Linked DNA regions of Homo sapiens: region 2 is linked to region 1. The links are chromatin loops, found by intact Hi-C in ENCODE. Cell type or tissue: heart right ventricle. All regions are shown on one strand. Links, peaks and the distances in the headings refer to the core of each region. The heading gives the core; the rest is flanking DNA.

The links. Peaks named below come from ENCODE experiments on the same cell type or tissue, not always from the same donor. Only the 100,000 strongest peaks of a DNase experiment are listed, where the experiment ranks them.
Region 2: it touches region 1 in a loop (7-fold over the local background); 7 of 110 quality-filtered maps call a loop at or near these places.

The regions. Positions count from the first base shown.
Region 1 is chr12:5,501,233-5,511,907 of GRCh38, reverse strand. LOC124902865 (a long non-coding RNA gene) reads right to left here and starts at 5,342. Exons shown (of 5, transcript XR_007063188.1): 1 at 5,191-5,342; 2 at 2,076-2,332. RefSeq lists an enhancer at 1,246-2,445. In heart right ventricle, for the core only: no CTCF peak of the experiment used is centred there; a DNase peak (open chromatin) is centred at 4,987; H3K27me3 peaks cover 1,243 bases.
Region 2 is chr12:5,451,296-5,461,970 of GRCh38, reverse strand. The region is part of intron 1 of NTF3 (neurotrophin 3); the gene reads right to left. Among named protein-coding and RNA genes, the nearest start is that of NTF3, 25 kb to the right of the region's middle. In heart right ventricle, for the core only: no CTCF peak of the experiment used is centred there; no DNase peak of the experiment used is centred there; H3K27ac peaks cover 1,568 bases.

The sequences.
Region 1 (10,675 bases), core at 1,123-9,122:
GCCCACATCCCCATCAGCACTGCACCCCCACCCCTGCCCTCGGGCTCTCGTCTAACACGCCACGAGGTCCTTGACTTCATAAGTTTCTCTTTTGCACAGCGCGTACATTTGGGCACTAAGCCTGGTCCCCCTGGGCTGCTTTCCAGGGGCCAGATAGGAACTTCCGTGCCTAGGGGGCCAAACCTTGCAAGCTTCCACGTGGGGGCGCAGCGTGCCAGCCGACGGTTCCGCGTCACCAGGCACCCAGCACAGAGTTTGTGCAGTTATTTTGCACATTTCATTTAATTTTGTCCTTACTGTTTTATAAAGATGAGTGGAAAGCTGGAGTAGAAAGCACAGATCTCATGAACTTAATATAAATGAGACAAAGATAGGAGTCCTTAGGCACGCCCAAGGAAGACCAAAGAAGCCACAATCAGATGCTCACCAGAATTAAGCTGTGTTCAGATGCATGCCAGGCACGTTCGCGCCTTAGGGCCCTGTACCCAGAATGCCCTTTCCTTGATTTCCACGCGGCTCATCCCTCACCTCCTTTCCAAGTCATTGCTCAAATCTTAGTGTATCAATGAGGCTTTCCCTGATCCTCCTGTTTTAAATTGCAACCTGCACTCTACCCTCCACCTGCATTCTGGATCTTCTCTCTTGGGCTCTGCTTTTGTCTCCCTTTGTTTCCTCCCCATAGCACTTATCACCATCTAACATTTATGATGTGAAGTTTTCATTATCCATCTCCTTCTGTTATTAGATTGTGCGCCCCACGAGGGATATATTCTGAATACCTGGAATGGTGTCTGGTACCTAGGAGGTGCTCAACAGATATCTGTTGAGTGACTGCATGTTGAATTGTAGCAGAAGTAAATGAATGAACATGTTCAAAATATGGTTAGTATATTGCAAAAATTATGCATAAAATGTGGATATAATTACGATTTTACAATCTTTTTTTAGCTCTCTGGGAAAATACACCCCTATGCCATATAAATCTCTGGTTGTGCTTTTGAACATTTGCTTTTGGCTCACAATTCGAGAAGCACACTAGCCATGGTTAGCAGGGAACAGCTTTTGGACAAGCTGAGCCCAGGGTTACAGGAGACACAGGATATGGGCAGAGTTCAAGGCAGGGCGGTGAAATCTAGAGAGGCTTCTCGGAAGAAGCAGTGTGACCTGTCCTTCTTGTGATTGACATTTGGCACACCCCAGGGCAGATTCTGCCAGATTTAGCAGGGAAAGCCTGGGAATTGCAGCCAGGGTCTGTCTAGAATACTCTCTAGGTGTTTGCTAGCTGACCTTTGAGGCAGGTAAAGCCGCCTCATACACTGCAAGGAAGGCGTTGGAGCCAGAGGAAACCCTCTCTGATGGGAAACAGGAGACAAGACATCTGGCTCTTTCCCAGGCCAGAGGAGCAGAGGGTGCAGCTCCCAGTGAGGCCTGGAGAAGAAAGGAAGGGAGGAGTTCCTGGCATAAGGACAGGGCCCTTGCCCCCTCCCAATTTCCTCCAGTTCTGTTCATCAAACCCTTAATAAACCTGTTCCCTTTCCCGCAGTGAGCAGTTACGAAGTGCTAGGCCCTGTACAAGCACTTGAGCGGCAACGACTCAATTCCCACAACTCCCACGTGCTGCTCATCACTTTTCCTCTGCTCTACTGATACAGAATGGGAAGAACGGAGGGGTGAGTTTGTCCCGGGACTATGGTTGGAGGGAGTCAGTGTCAGAGCCCAGCTGTTTGGTTCTGGTGCTCACACTCTTAACCACTGCCAAGCCCAGGAAGGCCCCAGGCCATGCTGGGGGGCCCAGTGGGATTCCTCTCACCCACCTCTAAGGATTCCATCACCCTACATTCCATCCCAGAATGCAGAGGTTCTGTGGGGAGTGGGTAACAGAAAATAAACCCTTTAGGACCAAAGTGGTAAAAAAGACAAACAAAAACAGCTTACATGCAAAATCAGAGAAAATCTTGTTTTGGTGAACCAGATGGCTAGTCGCCCAGAGACAACCTCATCTCGGGTTGAGGAAGTTGTTTCTCTCTTTCTCTACACACAAACAGAAAATGTGCATAATTTCACCTTATTCTCACCTTAGTCTCAGAACTTTGCTGCGGCCTGGGACCATGGACCTGAAGAGTGGGTGTCGCTGGCTGGGATGAGTGTGTACAGCTGGAAGTATCTGTTGGTTTAGTTCTTCTGAGCCCCACCTCCAACCTTGACCAGGGTTGACTCGCCACAAAGCTAATGGAGCTTCAGCTTCAGGTTTCTTCACTTGCCCCTGTCCTTCCAAAGACTGCAGGGCATCCTAGCAAGGTATTCACGTGGTTATTATACGGTTTTAACAGTTCTGTGGAAGTAAGGTTAAAATTATTCTCATATGAAGAAATAAATTGTAACAAAAAATCTTAGATCATACTAAAAGTATTAGTTCATTAAGAGGAAGACATACATTTCCAATCTTTATGATACATTTCCAATGGAAGTAATAAGTAGGCTCTTGGATTATAATATAACCCAATTAAAAGAAAGGGATGAATTATAAGCTCACATCGGAAAAAAGATTTTCCTTTTTTTGCTGACTCAACATAAAATCAGAACATTGACCAGGATAGCATAACTATGGTGCAGACATTGGTGACCGACTGGTTAATGAGTGTTGGCAATTCAAAGAGCATTTAAGATTAGTCACTGCATTAATAGATAATGAAAATGTCCTGACATTTATCAGCCGATCTGTGAAAGAAACTTGATAGACATTTTCCCAAATTTGGTACCAATTCTGAAAATGTATGTGATGTTACCGCTGATAAGTTGTGAACTTCAGACTTTTCCATATTGGAAAAAAATCTGATCAACCATGTTACAAGAGAAGTTAAATTATCTTTCTCTTCTCTCTATGGAAAAGAATATTATAAAACTATTGTCACATATGAAGATTATTCAGCCAAAAATATGGGAAGTAAAGTATGACAGACAGTTAATGCAGCTATGAATATCATGTTATTCTTCCATATTTCCAGATTTTTCAGTGGTATCTATCAGCTTTTGAGGTTTATAATTGGTTGTGATTTATTTTATCTCTAGGTATTTGTACTGGTTTGCTGGGGTTGCCTTAACAAAGCCCTACAGACTGGGAGCTTAAACAACAAGAATTTACTGTCCTGCAGTTCTGCAGGCTGAAGTCTGAGATCAAGGTGTTGGCAGGGCTGGTTTCTAAGGGATCTGAGGGAAGGCTCTGTTCTAGGCTTCTTGCCTTGGCTTGCAGATGGCCATCTTCTCCCTGTGTTACCACATCGTCGCCTCTCTGTGTTTGTCTCTGTCCTAACCTCCTTTTTCTTATAAAGACATGAATCCTATTGGATTAGGGCCCACTCTTACAATCTCGTTCTAATGACTTCTTTAAAGACCCTACCTGCAAATACAGTCACATTCTGAGTAGTGGGGGGAGGGCTCCAACATACTCATTTTGAAGAAACACAATTTCAGCCCATCACGGTATCCAATCTAGTATTTTGTTTAAAAAGAGGAGTCCACAATTTTTGTTTGCTTGTTTCAAGCACCAGAAAATTTAGACCTAGACACATGGGTATCTCTTTTGTTCTTAAAATCACCTATTCTGAAATTTACAGTCTCTCGTCTACAAGAAATCTTTCCAATTCAACACACGTTATTGAGGGCCTACTGTGTGCTAGGCATTGCTGACCCTGGGGCTTCACAAGGAAAGCTAGGGATGGTGAGTGCAGGCCGGGAAGCCCCAGGAAGGTGCGGGGCCACTTCATGGGTATGGGACCTGGGCGGCCCCACTGGGTGCTGTGTGTAGAAGAACCCTGAACTTGGGGTTTAATGTTTGCTGCCACCATTTTGAAATTCTCCATCATTTATGAACAAGGGACCCTGCCTGCATTTGCATTTTGGGACCTGCAAATTACATAGCTGGTCCTGAGGAGGGGAATTGATTCAACTTCTAGTTACAGCCCAAGTTAGCCATAGAAGGCTTTTCCTTCAGAGAAAGGGAGGGCCAGCAGGAAGAGGAACAGTATGTGACGAGACACGCAGGCAAGAGTCAGGGAGCATTGCTCACGTGTCATCTAGCGCTCTCTCCCTCTACTGAGGGAAAGGAAACATGCTCTTCATGGAGAGCACTCTGAGGTTCGAGCACTGAAGCTGGAGTGCGTGGATTTGAATGCCAGCTCTCTTGTTTCCCAGCTGTGCCTTCAGGCAAGTTACTGACTCTCCCTAGAGTCCAGCATCCTCATCTGTCAAGGGAGGAAAGTTGGACATTCAAGACGCAGGATTGGTAGGTGTGCATCACTTTTGAGTCACAGTAAGGAGAAGCAGTTGTGTGGGCTAAAGATTGTGGTCAGAAAAGGATCCCTGGAGGATGGGGAACAGCCCATGCTGAGGCTTGGAAGTGGGGATGTGCAGGTCAGGTATGAGAAATATGGAGAAAGGCAGTGGGGCTGTTCTCAGTGTCAGTGAGGGAGAAACAGCCGGAAAAGAGGCTGGGGCTACTTTGTCAATGACCCCAAGTGCCCAGCCAGGAAGCCAGGACTGTATGTAGACAGTGGGGAACTCCTGAAAGCATTGGGGTGGGGCCTGATGAAAGCGGTCTTTGATGAAAATCCCTGTGTGGGAACGTTCTCATTCAGCTCCTTTAGAAAGCCAGGTCTGGAGAGAGGAAAGTCAGCTATGCCGGGGCCTCCTGAAGGATGGGTGAGATCCCACCTCCAGCCCCACCAGGCATGCAACACAAAGGCACACAGAGGGCAGCAAGGAACCTTGTGCTCCTAAGGCCAGCAGCCCTGTTCTGTCTTCCCAGCCACCTCAGGAATTGCAGTGTTGTTGCCAATTATGGTTGCTGGCCTGGAACAGGGCCTGTGGGGCTTGGAGGCTGAGCAAGGCCGCAAGACCCACCCCGGGGATGCTGACTTCATGGGGGTTGACAGTCACACTGACACGAAGCAGGGTTTGTGTCAAAAGTTCAGGAGGAAGCGTGACAGGATAAGAGGGAGAGGAAGCAATGTGGACAGCTCAATTATCCTGGGACCAAGATCCAGCATCTGGATTTCCAGCTGCAAAAGACCAGAAAGGGCAGGGACCGGAGCTGGTCCTTCCACCAGGGCAAGGGGATGAGTGAATGCTCAAGGTGGTTCTGAGTGTTGAGTCCCACTCAGATGAGGGGGAGGAGTGATGAAGCTGCCCCACCTTCTCCAAACCTGCCTTTCAACGCAGCAGCATGCCTGTCCAGGTCTCTCCCTTCCATCTGACTTTCAGCATGTCCATTCTCCAGAGATGTCACAGAGGATCCTGAGGTCTGCACTGGAGCTGCCACATCTTCTCCCTTGGCTTCAGGCAGACCTGGATTGGTGTGGCCACAAACAAGCAGCAAGTGTAGATGACGCAGCACACCAGAGGGTGGAGAGAGAAGCTCACAGCCCTTCTGGACAGAAGAGCCACTGGTGCCTATGGTGACCTGTCTATGAAAGGCCACTCTCCCGGGTCACTCCTGCATGGCCCAGGCTTCTTCTCTTTTGCAAGACTAAGTCCAAGCTCTCTAGCACGGCACATGAGCCTCTGTGTGCTGACGCTTGCTCTCTTCACTCTTTAAGTTCCAACAATATAAACATATTTGTTGGCTCCCTTGTACTTTGCAGTATCTGGAATATCTTTCTCTTATTTCCTTGCAGGCATCATTAGCTCCAGGGAGACTTCCCCTCCCCTGCCCCCCTTAGGTGAGGCAAAGAACCCCCTATCTGTGCCCTAATAGCAAGCCTTCATGAAGGGAATTAAAGCATCAATCACATTGTATTATAACTGTTTGTGTCTCTCTCTCCAGGAGACTGGGCTGCAATCTGTATGCCCAAAGGGAAGGGTGGGAAGGTCTGACACACAGCTGGTGCCCAGGAAGAAGGAAATGGATGTGGCCCAGAGATGCCTGACTCACGTGAGCTCATGCAGTGACACTGGGGTTCTAGGGTTCACATCCATGGCACTTGCTGGGCACCAGGCTCCTGCTTGTCTACATGACATTTCTCTCAGCTCTTGCTATCCTGCAGTGGCTGATGGGGTCTGTGGGCAGTCAGCAAATTATAGAGTCCAGTGGCAATCAGCTCACCCAGTCTTCACCAGGGGCTGGCACAGACTGGGCGCATGAGAAGCTGAACTGAAAGGACGAGAGCAGGGGGCAGGGCCCTACCCAGTGGTAAGGGCAGGCCTGCACCCTGCCGAGGTCACTGTCTGCCAGAGCACCAGGAGGATGCAAGGTTGATGTTGCAAAGGAAACCCATAGAAATCAATAGTCTTCTGCTTCGCGACCTCCTTTCCCATCCAGTTGGTGCCATGCTTTTGGAGCAGAGGGTATTTTTGCAAGCATTTAAGAAAAGTTCCAGATTTAGCCTGGACTTAAAAGTCAAAAGTCCTAGAACTGACTTGGGCTACAGTGTAATGAATTTTGGCAAGAAAGCAAGAAAGTTCCCTAGAAGTGGAGGTGTCATGAGCAGCAAGGTATTGCATGTGTCTGCACAGTGGGGCCAGCGGGCCATTTCCTCCTCTGGGGACTATAGGCACAGACCCTGTCTCTCAGGGGGAGGAGGCCAATGTTATTGAGCACTTCCTAGATGCCAAGCATTGTGCCAACGGCCTTACGTGTTTGTCCTCCATCCTGACAACCTCCTTGTGCAGTAGGCAGACCGGATGTCAGGCTGGAAGGTGGGCCAGTTAGCAATCATTGCTCTCCAAAACCCTTAAGTGATCTCTTACTACCTGGCTGCCCTGGCCCTTCCCCTGGAGACCTCAGGAATTCCTTATGAAGGCCCAGAGGAGGCACCCCAGGACCTGCTATAGCCTACCATGCTTTGCTGGTGTCCAGGTCACTTGTTCCAGCTACAGACAATGTAACTGTCACCCCTGGAGATAGATATTATTATCCCCATTTCATAGTGAACTTGAGAAGGAACGAAACCAGGGAACTTGCCCCAGGTCACATGATTATCGGTGGTGGGATCAGGGTTCAAACCTGGGTCTGCCTAACTTTGGCCACTGCATCACAAACATCACAATATGTTTACTCTATGGATTAACAATATGTGAATGCATCCTCTTCCAGAGGTTGAGGGTCTGATAGCCATGAATTAAGCCTTCCATGTGCACAAATCCAGGTTTCTGAGAAGTCCCTGGGAATGTAGAGGCACGTGCTGGCAGATGCCAGGGGAGTTCTGCAGGGCACTTGCAGAAGCTCTTCTGCTGGCCCACGGGAGGTGTCTGAACACCTCACATCACTCACTCCTGTGGTTTCATGTACAAGGGTGTCTCTTATGGCAGTGTGGCATAATGGAGGGTGTTCTGGACTGGAGGACAGATCTGGTTCTCATTCCAGCTCTGCCCCACATATAAGCTGTGTGGCCTTGGCTAGATTACCTAACCTCTCTGAAGTCAAGCTGGCTTAGTAGGTTGGGTTTGGAGGTGGTTCTAGTGGCCTTTTGGGGGGATTCTCGGAACCCCTTCTGTACAATCTGTACTTGATTGTACAGATTCTGTACTTGACTCCCCTTCTGTACAATCGCAAAGCTCTCATCCTTGCCACTCATTCTTAAGGTAGCCGGGGTGAGCTCCCAGGATACATTTTGTCAAATTAGAAATGTTTTTATATCCTCTTTTAAAGAAGAAAAACTGATGGAGGGTTGTAGAGTACAAATGACTCAATTATAGTCCCAAGAAAAGTCCCAAGAGTAGTTTTCTTGATGCATGCCTAAGATGAAAAGAAAGTGCCCTTGGGGTGCCAGAGGCAGAAACCCAGCCCTGGGTTGGGCAAACCTCCCCACCTCTCCTTGTTGGGGAGCTGCCAGCAAGAGCCAGAGGCACTGGAATTCAGAGGGAGTGGCCCTGCCCATCACCTGCTCCCCACCACCCCAGCCCCCGGGCCTTTTGGCATCTGGAGGGGAATCAGAGGGCCCACCCCTGACAGCAGGACAGAGTGACTGCGTCTTGTTCCTCTGGAGTGAAACAGGTTTGACGGGGTGAAAAGTCCCTGGAGAGACAGAAGCAATACTCTGCGTAATGCCCGCCTCTGTTATGGGGAGAATGTGGTGTAACGTCCAAGGTCTCCTATAAAACATGTTACCTAGTGCTGAAGAACAGAGAAATAATTTGTGGATTGGGCCCTGTGTGTGCTACTGCTGAAACTTGGCTTTTGATTTTTTGGCTAAAAATCCTCTGCTTTAATGACAACCATTAATTGCTCAGAGTTTATGAAAATGTGTTTGACTTCCCTTAGGCATACTGAGATTTCATGCCTCGAATTTCACAGGAGCAAGCATTTCAACCATGAAAATATACAACATGCAACACCAGCACCGCCCTCGCCCAGCCCCCCTTACTCATTCTCTACCCTTTTACTGTATTGTATTTCTTCTAGGCAGTTACCACCACCTAAATCATTTTATCTACACATTTGCTTGTTTCTTTCTTCTTCTTTTTTTTTTTTTCCCTGTCATACCCTCTACAAGGTAAGCTCCATTAAGGCATGAGCCTCATCTGCCCATGTTTGTCATCGTACTAATCAATACCTGAGAAGAGGGCTGGTGCATAGTAGGTTTTGATATAAATTAGTTGAACGAATGCATGGCTGAGTGGATGAATGACAGCTCAATCAAGACATGATGTTCTTAATCTAAGAAGTATAAGCACAGCCCTGGTTCATGATCTTGTATTTTGTTTCCCATAACTACACTTAAAAGTCTTCTTTCAGTTTGAGTCCTTTCCCCAGCGTTTTGCCAATGGAATAATGGAGCCACCAATCTTTGGACTAGAACAGACATCATGATTCTATACTGCTGAGCCTCTTGCCTGCCCTGGCTCTCCATGGATGTCTAAAGAAGTAAAGAGCAACCAACCTCCCTCCTCGCTAATCCATTCTCCCTGGGGCTTGACTCCAGTCCTTCTTCCTGTTGTAATCCCTGTTTATGAAGGGGATTCATTCACTCATTTGTACAACAAACATTATTGAGTGCCTACTGATGGCATAGGCATTGTGCTCAGCATTTGGGATAAAGTTCTGACGAAAATCAGCATGACTTAGGGACTCATGTAGATGACAGCCAAATGGGGCAACAGGGCAAAGAAGAATGACACAAATAATCCCACAGCTGTAATTTCAGTTGTGTTATGTGATAGGATCATATAAATTGTGAGGAAGGGTCGACCATAAGTAACTCAGGAGGAGGCGTCGGGAAAGATCCCCTGAGGAAAAGGAAGGCTGAGCAGGTGGGAATCAGACAAACAGAGCCTAGCAAGAAAGAAGAGCATTTAAGGCAGAGGGAACTCCTGCCCGAAAGCTCTGCAGCAGAAAGGTGTTTGCCCACTTCCAGGATTTTCTTAAGAAGGAGGAATCTTTTTTCCTAATAGACCAAGAGGCTTTCAAGGAGTCAAATTAACAACTGAGAAAAGTTCTAGCCCAGAAAATACAACCACAATAAGTTCTTTTTTTGACAAGAATCTTTAGATCTCAGCTTCCCAATAGCTGGCTTTTTCCTTTAAAATACAACCTGAAATGTCTCTGATGGTGGTGTCTGAAGCTGGCTGCTAAGGCCTACGGCCCTGCTGTGACACTTATCTGAAGATGCAGATGGTGTGAGTCTCAAAATGGTCATTTCTTTCTCCTCAGCAATCTCCAAGCATTTTTCCCCCCCAACTTCCAAAGTGATCAAGTGGGTGAGCACATAACCCTTCTGAAATGGAGGCCAGACCCATAGATCCCCATTGGGAGTCCAGATTCCCACACCCTGATTCGCTGATGAGCTTATGATTTGGGCTTCCACTGAGCTTAGACTAGAACCATTTGTACATGGAGAGGCTCACCTATGCTGGATTACTTCCAAATGAACAAGAGGTGTTTTTTCATAATTTCAAGCATACTTCTATCTTAATAACCAGCTGTCTATTGGATACCATTACTTTGATGTCCTCTGAGAACCTCGCACCCAGTGCCTATAGTTCCTATATAGTTCCTGTCTTCCAATCCACTGTCTTGCTGTCTTCTTGCATTTGATTTAGAACCATCATGATTCGAGAAGTGCTAGAGTCATCTTCCTAATGCCTTCCTCTTTCGCCTTCCACATCCACTTGGTTACCTAATCTTGTTGACTGCATCTCAAAAATGCTTTTCTAATCCAATATATCTCCTCACTCCTATTGTCTTCTCTTTAGTCTAGGCCCTCACTTGTGATCAACCTGATCAGTCTGTCCCCAGTCCATCCATCAGTTATACTGCCACCAAAATTATCTTCTTAAAAAATGCAGAAAAAAAAACCCTTATTGACTCCTCATTGATTAGTGAATCTGATTCTCCAAGTGTGTAGCAGCTGCAGTATCCCTGGGAACTTGCTAGAAATGCAAATTCTCTGCCCCCACCCCAGACGTGATGAATCAGAAACTCAGGTGATGGGCCCCCCACCCCCCGCAATCGGTTTCAACAAGCCCTCCATGTGACTCTCGTGCAAGCTCAATTTAGGAGATCCCAAACAATCAAATCCAACTTCATAGCTGTTCCCCTCAGCCTTGAATTACTTAGTCTCAACTTCCCCTTTTCCACAGTCCTAAAGTCTTCATTACCCCAAACCTTCCACTTTTCTTTGCATACATTAGGCCCTTTCCCCATTCTGCACTTTTCCCCCAGGCTGTTCCTGTCTAGAAT
Region 2 (10,675 bases), core at 1,241-9,240, 50 kb after region 1:
TCCCCATACACATCATACACATAACCCTTGGACATTTTCAACATTCTCTAGTTTTCTTTTCCAAGTCTTACGAGTTCTTCATATTTCTTTTTAAATAGCTATTCCAAAATAAGAGTCGTGGATCAGCATGGTTTATGCCACAGGTTTCCCTTCTAAGGGCTTCTTCCTGTAGGCTGCCCCAGTTCAACCTTCCTCATTATCCAGAGAGCTCCTTTGGGGACAGAAAACCTTCTCAACACATAGAGAGGGCACATTTTATGTGACCCTTGAATACACTTCCCTGGGACAATCATTATTGACAGAGGGCTGTTGCTGATGGAGCATGAAGAATGAAGTCAAGGAGAGGCAGGTGTATGAGGACATGGCGGGAGGGTGGTAAGGAGATGGGGATTGGCTTGGGGGTCAAAAGGCAGAAAGTAGGCAGCTGAGAAGTTGCTTTCAGGGTTTAGGCAGGCCGGTGCAGCCTGTTTTGAGCAGAGAGCTGAGGAGAGCACAGAGAACATGGAGAATGACCAACAGCCCATGTAGCCAACCATTTAAAAACTAATAATAAAAGGAAAGAATAAGGGAAAAAATCTCTTCTTCACTTTAAGTCTGCTGTCTTAATCATCTAAGTCATCTGGATGTTTTGCTGCATGGAGGACTGACCACAGCTGAGAACCTAGAGACCAGATCCTACCCAGGGCCTCCTTTAAAGCGATTAAACTCGAATCAGACTATGCTGCACCTCCTGACAGCACAGACGTCATGCTTGGAGCAGCAACCCTGGGAAATGCTCTTTGGGCAAATCAAGACCTTAAAAAATAATTATGGTTCGCACATCCTGAAGCAATAATGACTTCAAAACTCCCTTCACATGTGATTTATACATAAGTATAGTTCTCCCTTGAACCTTCCCCCCCAATCCCACTCTGCACACTCCACCCAAATCCAAGTGGTTAGAAAGTCAATATTCATAGGCCCTGCTAAAAGGCCCAGATGGAAAAACCCTGATCTGTATCAGGAGGAAAAGAACTGCTAACACCACCTGCCATTAAAATTCTCATACACCCAATTGTGCATAAATGCGAATGTGTGTGTGTGTGTTCCAAGATGTTCAAAGAAAAAAGGAGAAAAATTAATTAAGCCTACACCTCTCTGCCAAGGAATCAAATGCTCTCTGGGGCCTGGTATTAAGGGAAAGAAATGCAGTCTTACAGAGCTGCTGGTTCTGATCCAGTTTATTGTGGAAAGAGGGGAGAATGAGGTTAAAACTGGGATGGGGGCTCTGCTATTGACCTAGCTGGTTTTATTTTTGTTATCCCTGGGAAGGTGTCCCAGGTGGTGAAAGGGAATGTTCATTAAATGGATACCTATTCTATGCCAAGCAGTGGCACACATAGAACTAGAAAGGAACAGACAGAGATGGAGAAATTCCTTGGATGACTGGCCTTGTGGTGATAAAAGGATGAAAGCAAAGTTTCCATGGAAGAAACTTAAAATGCATATTGCTAAGTGAAAGGAGCCAGTCTGAAAAGACTACGCACTGTATTATTCCAACTACTATGATATTCTGAAAAAGGCGAAACTCTAGGCAGTCAAAAGACTGGTGGCTGCCAGGGATTGGTGGCAGAGGAGGGAGGAGGGATGGGCAGGTGGAGCACAGGAGAGTTTTAGGGCAGTGAAACTATTCTGTATGCTATAATGGTGGATACATAACATTATGCATTTGTCATAACCCATAAAACTGTAAAACACAAAGAATACACCTTAATGTAAACTATAGACTTGAGTTAATAATGATGGGCTAATATTTGCTTATTAACTGCAACAAATGTACTGCACTAATGCAACATGCTAATAATGGAGAAAACTGGGGAGTGAGGGGGAGGAGTTATACGGTAACTCTGTAATAGCTGGTTAATTTTTCTGTGAACTTAAAACTGTTCTAAAAATTGAAGACTATTAATTTTAAAAAATGAAAGGAGACTAGCTCTGCCTCTGTGAAGCCCCAGTGGGAGGGTGGTGAGGTGGGACCAGGAAAAGGGAAAAGGCCAGAGGACAATCTGGCCCTTTAGGAAAATTTGCAAATGAGGACGAGCATCTGGAATGGCAAATCAGATATTTTTTCAATGTCAGACTTAAAGGCATGAATCAAAAGCACAGATCTCACATGCTAGAGAAGAAAGAACTGGAGACCAGAGACCCCAAAGAGAAAACAATTGAAGGAACGCAGCCCCTCGAAGGTCCTGCTGATAAAATGTGCTCTGGGACCAAGGCCTTTTCCGGGAAACCACAGCCACAGCACCTTGATAACCTGCGTCTAGGACATCCGCTAAGCTCTGGCCTTTTCTCTCTCGTATTGCAACTGCAGGTGTAAAGAAATGGAAATGAAATTTCACAGCCAGGCAATGACGCAATATGCACGTTCCTCCCTGAAGATAATTGAAATAAGAAAACAGCACAAGAGAAGATGAAATCTGCTTATAAGACCCCTGGGAAATAGCCTCTTGCTGGGGTGTGAAGGGAAGGAGGGAGTGCAGTGTGTCACTCTAGCAGGGGAGCAATGGCAACATCTTTGAGAGTGAAGGACAGATGTGTCTTTAACTGGGGGACCTGGGGACAGACACTGAGCCTTGAGCTTCCCAAGCCCTCTTTTCACTCTTCCACTGGCAAGAATTGGCTGCCTCTGAGTATAGGGTTTCCAAGAAACTTTATCAGGGTCAAGGAGGAAGGGTGTGGTTGGCCTCCATCCTCTGACGTCATCTCATTTGAGAATCCAGAAGAGGAAGAGAAGATGAGCTCTCGGTACAGAAAGAACAGGTTTTAGTGAGCCAAACCAGGCATTACCTTTGGGAGGAAGAACACAACTGCAGTGCTCACCAGGGGAAAAATGGAGACAGAAAGGAAAGCCAATCAGCAAAGAGTAAGCTCCAGGCTTCGTTGTTACAGTCAAACCTGCCCGGCCCCCAGTTCTAGGGCGAGTGGGATTTTCCATGGCACGTCAAGAGTCTAAACTAAAGAGTGAGTTACCATCCTATAAAATAGAAGAAGGGTTTGGGCATGCCCATGTGAGTGAGCAAGGTTGTCTGTCAGTGTGCGTGTGCACGTGTGTGTGTGTGTGTGTATGTGTGCTTGCTTTCCCTACTTACTGGTCACAGAGAAATGAGGACCAGTTTGTCTACCTGCCAAAATCATTTCAGAGCTTGTTTAAAGGACTTCCAAAGAAGGAATAAGCTCCGTGTGGGAAGGGATTAAACCTCATTCAACTTTTTGCCTGGTTGCGTGGCATGGGATAAACATTTGCCAAAGTGAATGAGGGTTAGTCACCTGTTCTGGGAATTCATAGTGCCACCCCAAGGAAGTTTTTTCCTTAATCCCAGCTCTGATCTTTGATCTTATTCCAGATTTCTGCAGGCAAACACCTTCTGTTTTCACTTATTCATTCATTCATCAACTTTTTATTGGCTGCTTATTATAAGCCAGACACTGTCACGTGTGGTTTGGAATGCTACTAGGAACAAGTGGGAATTGTTCCTGCCTTCAAGAAGTCCAGAGTCTCCTGAGAAAGGTGTTGAATCAGGAACTACAATAAGGAATGCTGGGTGCTGAGGATGCTGCAGCATGCAATGGGAGTGTGTGATAGGGAGCCCCAGAATGCGACAGAGGACTAGGGACAGCCTCCCAGAGGCGGTCATGCTCAAGTGGCCACTGCTGCATACTAACAGTCAGGCAAGAAAGGCGTGGTGGCAGGGAAGAGGAGAGCTGCAGTAGTGTGAGCAAATACCCAGGTGCTGTGGCTCAGAGGCCAGAAGGTGCATTGTGCATTCTGGGAAACAAAAACAGCAAAACCCAGGATGGCTGGTGCATGGGGTATGAGTGAGAGAGAGGTGGGGAGAGTGTGAACAGTGTTGAAAAAACAAGGACTCAGAGGCACTGGAGAGCCATTATAAGATTTCAAGTAGAAAAATGACCCAATTAACTTTGCAAAGTATGGAGGATGGCAAGAGACAATGGTGGTTTTGATTAGCGTAGCGGCAGTGGTGACGAGGAGATCTGGACAAACTCCAGAGGCATTATGAGAGTTAGAATGATGAGGACTTGGAGGCTGCCCGATCCTGCGGATGACAGAGAGACAAGCTGAGGTGACTTCCAAGTCTCTGGACCACACACTAGAGTCGCAGGTGGTTCCATTTATTAAGGTGAAAGACAATGGAGAAGACTCACTGGAGTTGGGAAAGTTTGGGGCACAAAAGGAGCCCCTGTTCAGCTTAGCATACACTGAGTTTAGGAGCCTACAAAGACATTTGGGGTATCTATAGGGAAGCTGGATATATGGGTCTGTAGCTAACACAAAGTAATTGTGCATTTGAGAGATAAGATATAAGAGACCTGGGACACTTAGAATAGGCTATGGAGAGTGTATGGAGAGAGGAGAGCCCAGGTCAGATAAAGGAGCAAAAGTCAGCTAAGGAAAGCACGCAGAAACAGCCACAGAGGTAGGACAAAAACCAGGATGCCGTGGTATCCTACCAAGGAAAGAGGGTTTCAAGAAAGAAGACATCATGGAAGGGCCAGGCAAGGCAAAGCCAGAGAAGGGTCTGTGATAAGGCGATGGTAGAAGCCAGATTGCAAGGGGTTTAAGCATTGAACAGGAAATGAGGAAATGGAGCCTTCACTAAAGAAGTTAGGTGTGAAGAGGAGGACACAGTCAAGGTAGGAGCTGGAATGGAGGAACACAGGAACATCAGTGGCCACCAGTCACAGAACCCCGAAACTTCCTGGCAATGACAAGATTCGGTTAGTTTCTAACTTCTGACCATGCATACCTCAAATCCTAATATGCATGACTTTATACAGTTGCTGCTCTTTCTGGAATGCAAAGCACTTCCTGTTTCCTCTCTGTTCTCGTTTTATCCTGTGCAGCAAAAGGAGCGAGATGTTATGTTCTTCCTCTTGTGGGTGAGCAAACCCAGGCACAGACCGTGTCTGCTCTGTGAGCCTGTGGACCTGGGGACGGGCAGTGGAGATGGGAGGCCGTTCTGCGGGCCCCCTGCCTCCCTCAGCACCTCTCTCATACCTGCCCCTATGGGCCACTCAGCACACTCATGGTAGCTACACAGCAGTCATTTAGGGACTCTGGGTCAACTCGGGCCCAAATCACTTGACCTACGGGAGCTTGCTCTGCTTCCCTGTCTATTCCAGGAAGCCTGGTAAAAATCTTGGCAAATATCAGAGCCCAGAAACAGAATTTGGTCCTTGTCATCCCATCTGTGCTGAACCGTGGGAGGGAATCTTACACAAACCTCCCCTCCCAGAGCCAGACCCTCAGCAGAGCTCTGACCCCGAGTACCTGCTCCAGGGGCTGGGGGTGGGGGTGGGGGTGGAAGAGGACCCCCAGAGCTCACGATCAGGGCTGCAAACAGAATGCAGACCCTTTCTCTCCTCTGTCCCTAGAGCTCTCTGAGGAGCCAGGTCCACCGTGCCTGAGGTGGTTAGGTGCCGTTGGCCCCACAAGTGGGGATGGATTAAGTACTCTTGGCTGGGTTCCAACTGGGTCTGAGGGGTACACAGCTCCCAGGGTCCCACTGATTTCTGGGGTGAGTAAAGGAAGCTAAAGGCCGCTGCAAAAATCACAAAAGGAGGCTACCATCCATTTATTTTTCACTCATCAATCAATGCGATTCTATGTGATTCTCAAAAGGGCTGTCACTGCCCTACTAAAGGGCATTTGGAAATGTGTCAAGGTGTTTCTGGTTGCCATGGTGACCGGAAGGGGATGATGCCACTCGCATTTAAAGCTTGCAGTGCATCCTGTACCACTAAGAACCATCCCAGCCCAAGTGACCAGTGCTCCTGCTAAGGAAAGCTCAACCTCAGCTGACGACTGACAGCCCACCATTGACTGGAGGTCCGGACATGCTTGGAGGAAGAAGTCACAGATAAGCAAACATTTGCCTCTCCTGCCCCAAACATGCCCTCCTTTTTCTCTAGTGGCCCGCACAGCTGTGAGGGTTATCTGGGCTGGGGTGGGCGATCATGACCCCCAGACTGCCAGAGAATGTCTTGCTTTCTCAGACTCTGTGGACTGCCTGATTCTAACCACTGACCCTCACTCCTGACACTTCTCCCTGCACATCCCTCACCATCCATGAAAGGCACTTCAGCCAAAAGAAGGATAGAGCCAGCTTCTTGCAAGGCAGCATCTTGGAGTCAGCAACATGTTCCCGATCAGCTGCTGTGTGCCCTGAGCAAGACATGAACTTCTCAGAGCCACACCTCCTTTCCATTGTCCCCAGCACCCATCTAAACAGGGAATAGAACTTTGTCTCTCACTGTCGAGGGTGCAGGTGGGCTATCCTGGAGGATATGAACAGGAATTGGGGCCCCCTCAATCACAGGGGCTATGTGTGTGTGTGTGTGTGTGTGTGTGTGTGTGTGTGTGTGTGTGTGTGTGTTGGGGAGGGGTTACAGAGGCCAGATGGATAGGGGGCTGTGGGCTCTGTTAGGACAGGACTCCTGGAGTCCAAGGGGAGGCCAGGCCCAGGCACTTCTGCCCTAAGCCCTGACTTGCATGCATCGTCCTCCTGCCTCCTGGACAGCTCACAACACCTAACCCAGGCAGTCATGGGTTACGCTCAAGAAGCTTGGCATAAGCCTCCCAGAGCTGACAACGATCGAAGACAGATGTATGCCATCGTCAAAGAATACTAATGGGGATCATGAAAAGGAGTAGCACGCTTGCGTGTGCAGAGAGACAGGAGCTGGGAGGGGAGCAGTGGAGGCTGTTTCAAGAGCGCAGGCAGGCAGCAGATGCATGCCGCATGACCCTGTAGGCAGGGCAGCCCTATTGGAAGATGTTTCCACAAGAACAGGGGCTGTGCTCACTGCAGGAGGCCGGAGCCCAGTGCTCCCATTTGCTCCACACGTTAGGCTCCTGCTGAGAATGTTATTCTGGCCAGGAAGGGATCCTAGAGAGCACCCATCCACCTCCCAATCTTGCCTACAGAGAAACTGAGGCCTGGAGAAGGTAAATACCTAGGCCACAGACATGCAGCCTCATGGCAGGGCCAGGGCAAGAACTCCTGGCTGCCAAGCAGCCTTCTGCACCTCCCCACCAATTTGCCGCTCTGCTCGCTATACTTTCCTGTCCTCTCTGCCTGCCTAGGCCCTCTGCTTTCCAAGACCCTCCATCTACTCCCCCTTTTTCTCGCCGCTGTCCTCCTTGCTTTCCATGCACAGCTCCCAGAGATTCCCAAATTGTTGGAAGAGCAAAGCAGGCATTGTGCTAAAAACATAAAAAGCTGAACTGAGCCAAGGAAAATGAGATGCTTTCCTCCCTGGTTGTTATTGTTGCTGGTGTGGACAGAGACCCCACATGGGGGCCCTGCCCCTAGGCCTCCTCACCCCAAAGAGAACTGACTATGTGTTAGCACACAGCTCACCCTGCACTCTGTGGGTGTTTGGAGGAGTTACAGGTGCCCAACATCTTTCCTTCCCATTATGGGTTGAATTGTGTCTACCACCAAGATATGCTGGAGTCCTAACCCCTTAGTACTTGAGCACATGACCTTATTTGGAAATAAGGACTTTACAGAGGTAACCAAGTTAAAATGAGATCATTAGGGTAGAACTTAATCCAATTGGGTTGACATCCTTATAAAAAGGGACATCTGAACACAGACATGCACAGAGGAAAGACAGTGTGAGACAAAGGAGAAAGCCATATGAAGACACAGGATTTGACAGATGCATCTATAAGCCAAGAAATGCCAGAGGCTACCAGAGGCTAGGAGAAGGCGTGGGGCAGCTGCTTCCCTGGGCCTTCAGATGAAACACGGCCCTGACCGCAACCTTGATCTTGGACTTCTGGCCTCCAGAACTGTGAGGCAATACATTTCTGTTGTGCTAAGCCACCCAATTTGTGGTGCTTTGTTACGGCAGCCCCAGGAGACTCATACACTTCCCAACTCTCAGGGGTAGTCTTAGGCTACCTGCCATGCCCAAGGGCCTCACTCTGTTGTCTACAGGAGACAATGGAAGGTTGTGTTTTTGTTAACCTGCCACAGAGCACAAGCCAAATCATGTATACCTTGGATCAAAAGAGCTCCTGGAATGTGTCTGGGAAACTCAAACTCTACCCTACACAGTTCTCCAACATCTTCCTCCCTCCTCCCCTTCACTAAGCCCTTCAGAAAGTCTTGGTTGCTGGGCCATTCCTGGTCTGCTGGGCCAGGGAGACCTTCACGACAGATGGCCCCTGTCTGTGGTCAGCTGGCAAAAAGATCCCGAACAAGTGGGAAGCATGAAGGAGCATGAGACTAGGCAAATGCGAGAAGAAAATCCTCTCACTACCCAAAACATCTGTTGGAAGAATAAATACAGCTAAACATGGATCAAAGAGATTTCTAAGCAAGAGAGAACAGTTTTACAATGCAGCGCACAGATAAAGCCAACTGGAAAAGCTGCCGACCAGGTTCCAGTTCTTCCCAACTGGAACAAATAAACTGATAAGGAGAAAGAGTCCAACAGGGATGGGAAAGAGAAGTGTGCATATGTGGGCAGATCTGGAAGCCAGAGGAAAGCCTACACTCTGTGAAACAGCAATATTCTTAGGGAAGGGGAGGCAGGAGGGGTAGGAAACACTGAAGGTGAAGAGAGAGCTGGTATCAGGGACTGGAAAAAAGACTTTGCAGTAAGTCACACATACATCACAGTGCTAAATATGCTTGCAACTGGCTTTGAGAGTCAAAACAATAGGAAAATAGGTATCAAAAATGTTCATCATTGTTATTAATTTATTCTTTTCAAAACTAATTTAATACACCATGTATTAAATGCTTCATATATGCCAGGCATTGTTCTAAGCATTCTACATGTGTTCAGTCATACAATCCTTATATAATGCCATAAGGCAGTTACATTATTATCCCCATTTTACAGATGAGAAACTTGAGGATGATGGATGTGTAAACGATCTTACTCAGTCACCTGGCCAGCAAGTGATGGAGCTGGGATTCACAGCCAAGTCAGCCCGGCTTCTGCCTTACGGTTCTTTCCCACTGCACTACATGAGATGTGCACTTAGCTGTAAGGTCGGGGTGGGGAGTAGGAAGAGAATATAGGAGAAGACCAATCCGAAAATTAGACCAAGAAAGCACATATGCTTAGAGGATCAGCTAATGAAGCAAAGGGGAGGCGACAGTCTTTCTCATAATCCTGAGTGCTCTTCCCAAGGCTGCCCTAGGTGGGGGGATGCGTGAGTACACACAGGCCAGCCAGTGTGCCTTTCCGCTATCCTGTGGTAACCATCAGCCCCGGCTCCCCACTCAGAGCTGTCAGGGCTTTCAAGAATAACCATCTTTCTTTAAAATGTTAACATCTTCAAGCTTGGAAAGGTAACGTCTGGAAATCTATTCTGAGAGAATAGCCAGATATGTGTATTCAAATGTATGTAAAAGGATGGCAACTGTAGTATAAAAAGTGTGACCAAAAGGAAAATGTGCCCCAGAAGCAAAATGGTTAAAGAGTGGTATGTGATGGAATATTATGCAGTGAAAAGTCATCTTATGCAAGAATAATTAAAGACATGGAGAGGGCCAGGCGCGGTGGCTCACGCCTGTAATTCCAGCACTTTGGGAAGCCGAGGCGGGTGGATCACGAGGTCAAGAGATCGAGACCTTCCTGGGCTGACATGGTGAAACCCCGTCTCTACTAAAAATACAAAAATTAGCTGGGCGTGGTGGCGGGCGCCTGTAGTCCCAGCTACTCGGGAGGCTGAGGCAGGAGAATCACTTGAACCCGGGAGGCGGAGGTTGCAGTGAGCTGAGATTGCGCCACTGCCTTCCAGCCCGGCAAGAGAGTGAGACTCCGTCAACAAAAAAAAAAAAAAAAAGAAAAGAAAAAGACATGGGGAGATACGTACAATGCAATAATGACTGGAAAATGCCAGGTAAAAACTGGTTATATTGTATGGTGAGCCCCTTATTTATAAAAGGGAGCTGGGCATGGTCGCTCACGCCTGTAATCCCAGCACTTTGGGAGGCCAAGGTGATAGGATTGCTTCGGGCCAGGAGTTTGAGACCATCCTGAGTAACATAGTGAGAGCCCGTCTTCACAAAAATTGAAAAATTAGCCAGGAATGGTGATGCATGCCTGCAGTCCTAACTACACAGGAGGCTGAGGTAAGAGGATCGCTTGAGCCCAGGAATTGGAGGTTGCAGTGAACCATGAGTGCCACGCCACCACACGCGAGTCTACAAGACAAAGTAAGACCTTGTCTCTAAAAATTACATTAAAGTAAAAAAACAAAAATAAAGGAAATACACATATACAGACACAGAAACAAAGACACACAAACACATGCACACACAGAGAAAGAATGTCAAAGGGTATTGAAGGTATTTCTGGTCATTGTTTTACTCTTTATTCTTTCCCCATTTTCTTAACTCTCTATGTTGAACATACATTAGAACAGATATTTACTTCATAATCAGAAAGAATGCTGTACGTCATCACTACTTCTGGAAGGATCCCCAAAGGCTTAGCTGTTATCTTTCCACTTCCCACTGGCTGGGTGCAAGAGTGTGGTACTTCTGGCAGCCTCAGTCAGTTCTGCAGTACTTCTTTGGTTTTAAGCTTAGTCTAGGCAAAGCCAAAAATCTTGAATTAAGGAAGCAAATGCTTTGTGTTTCAG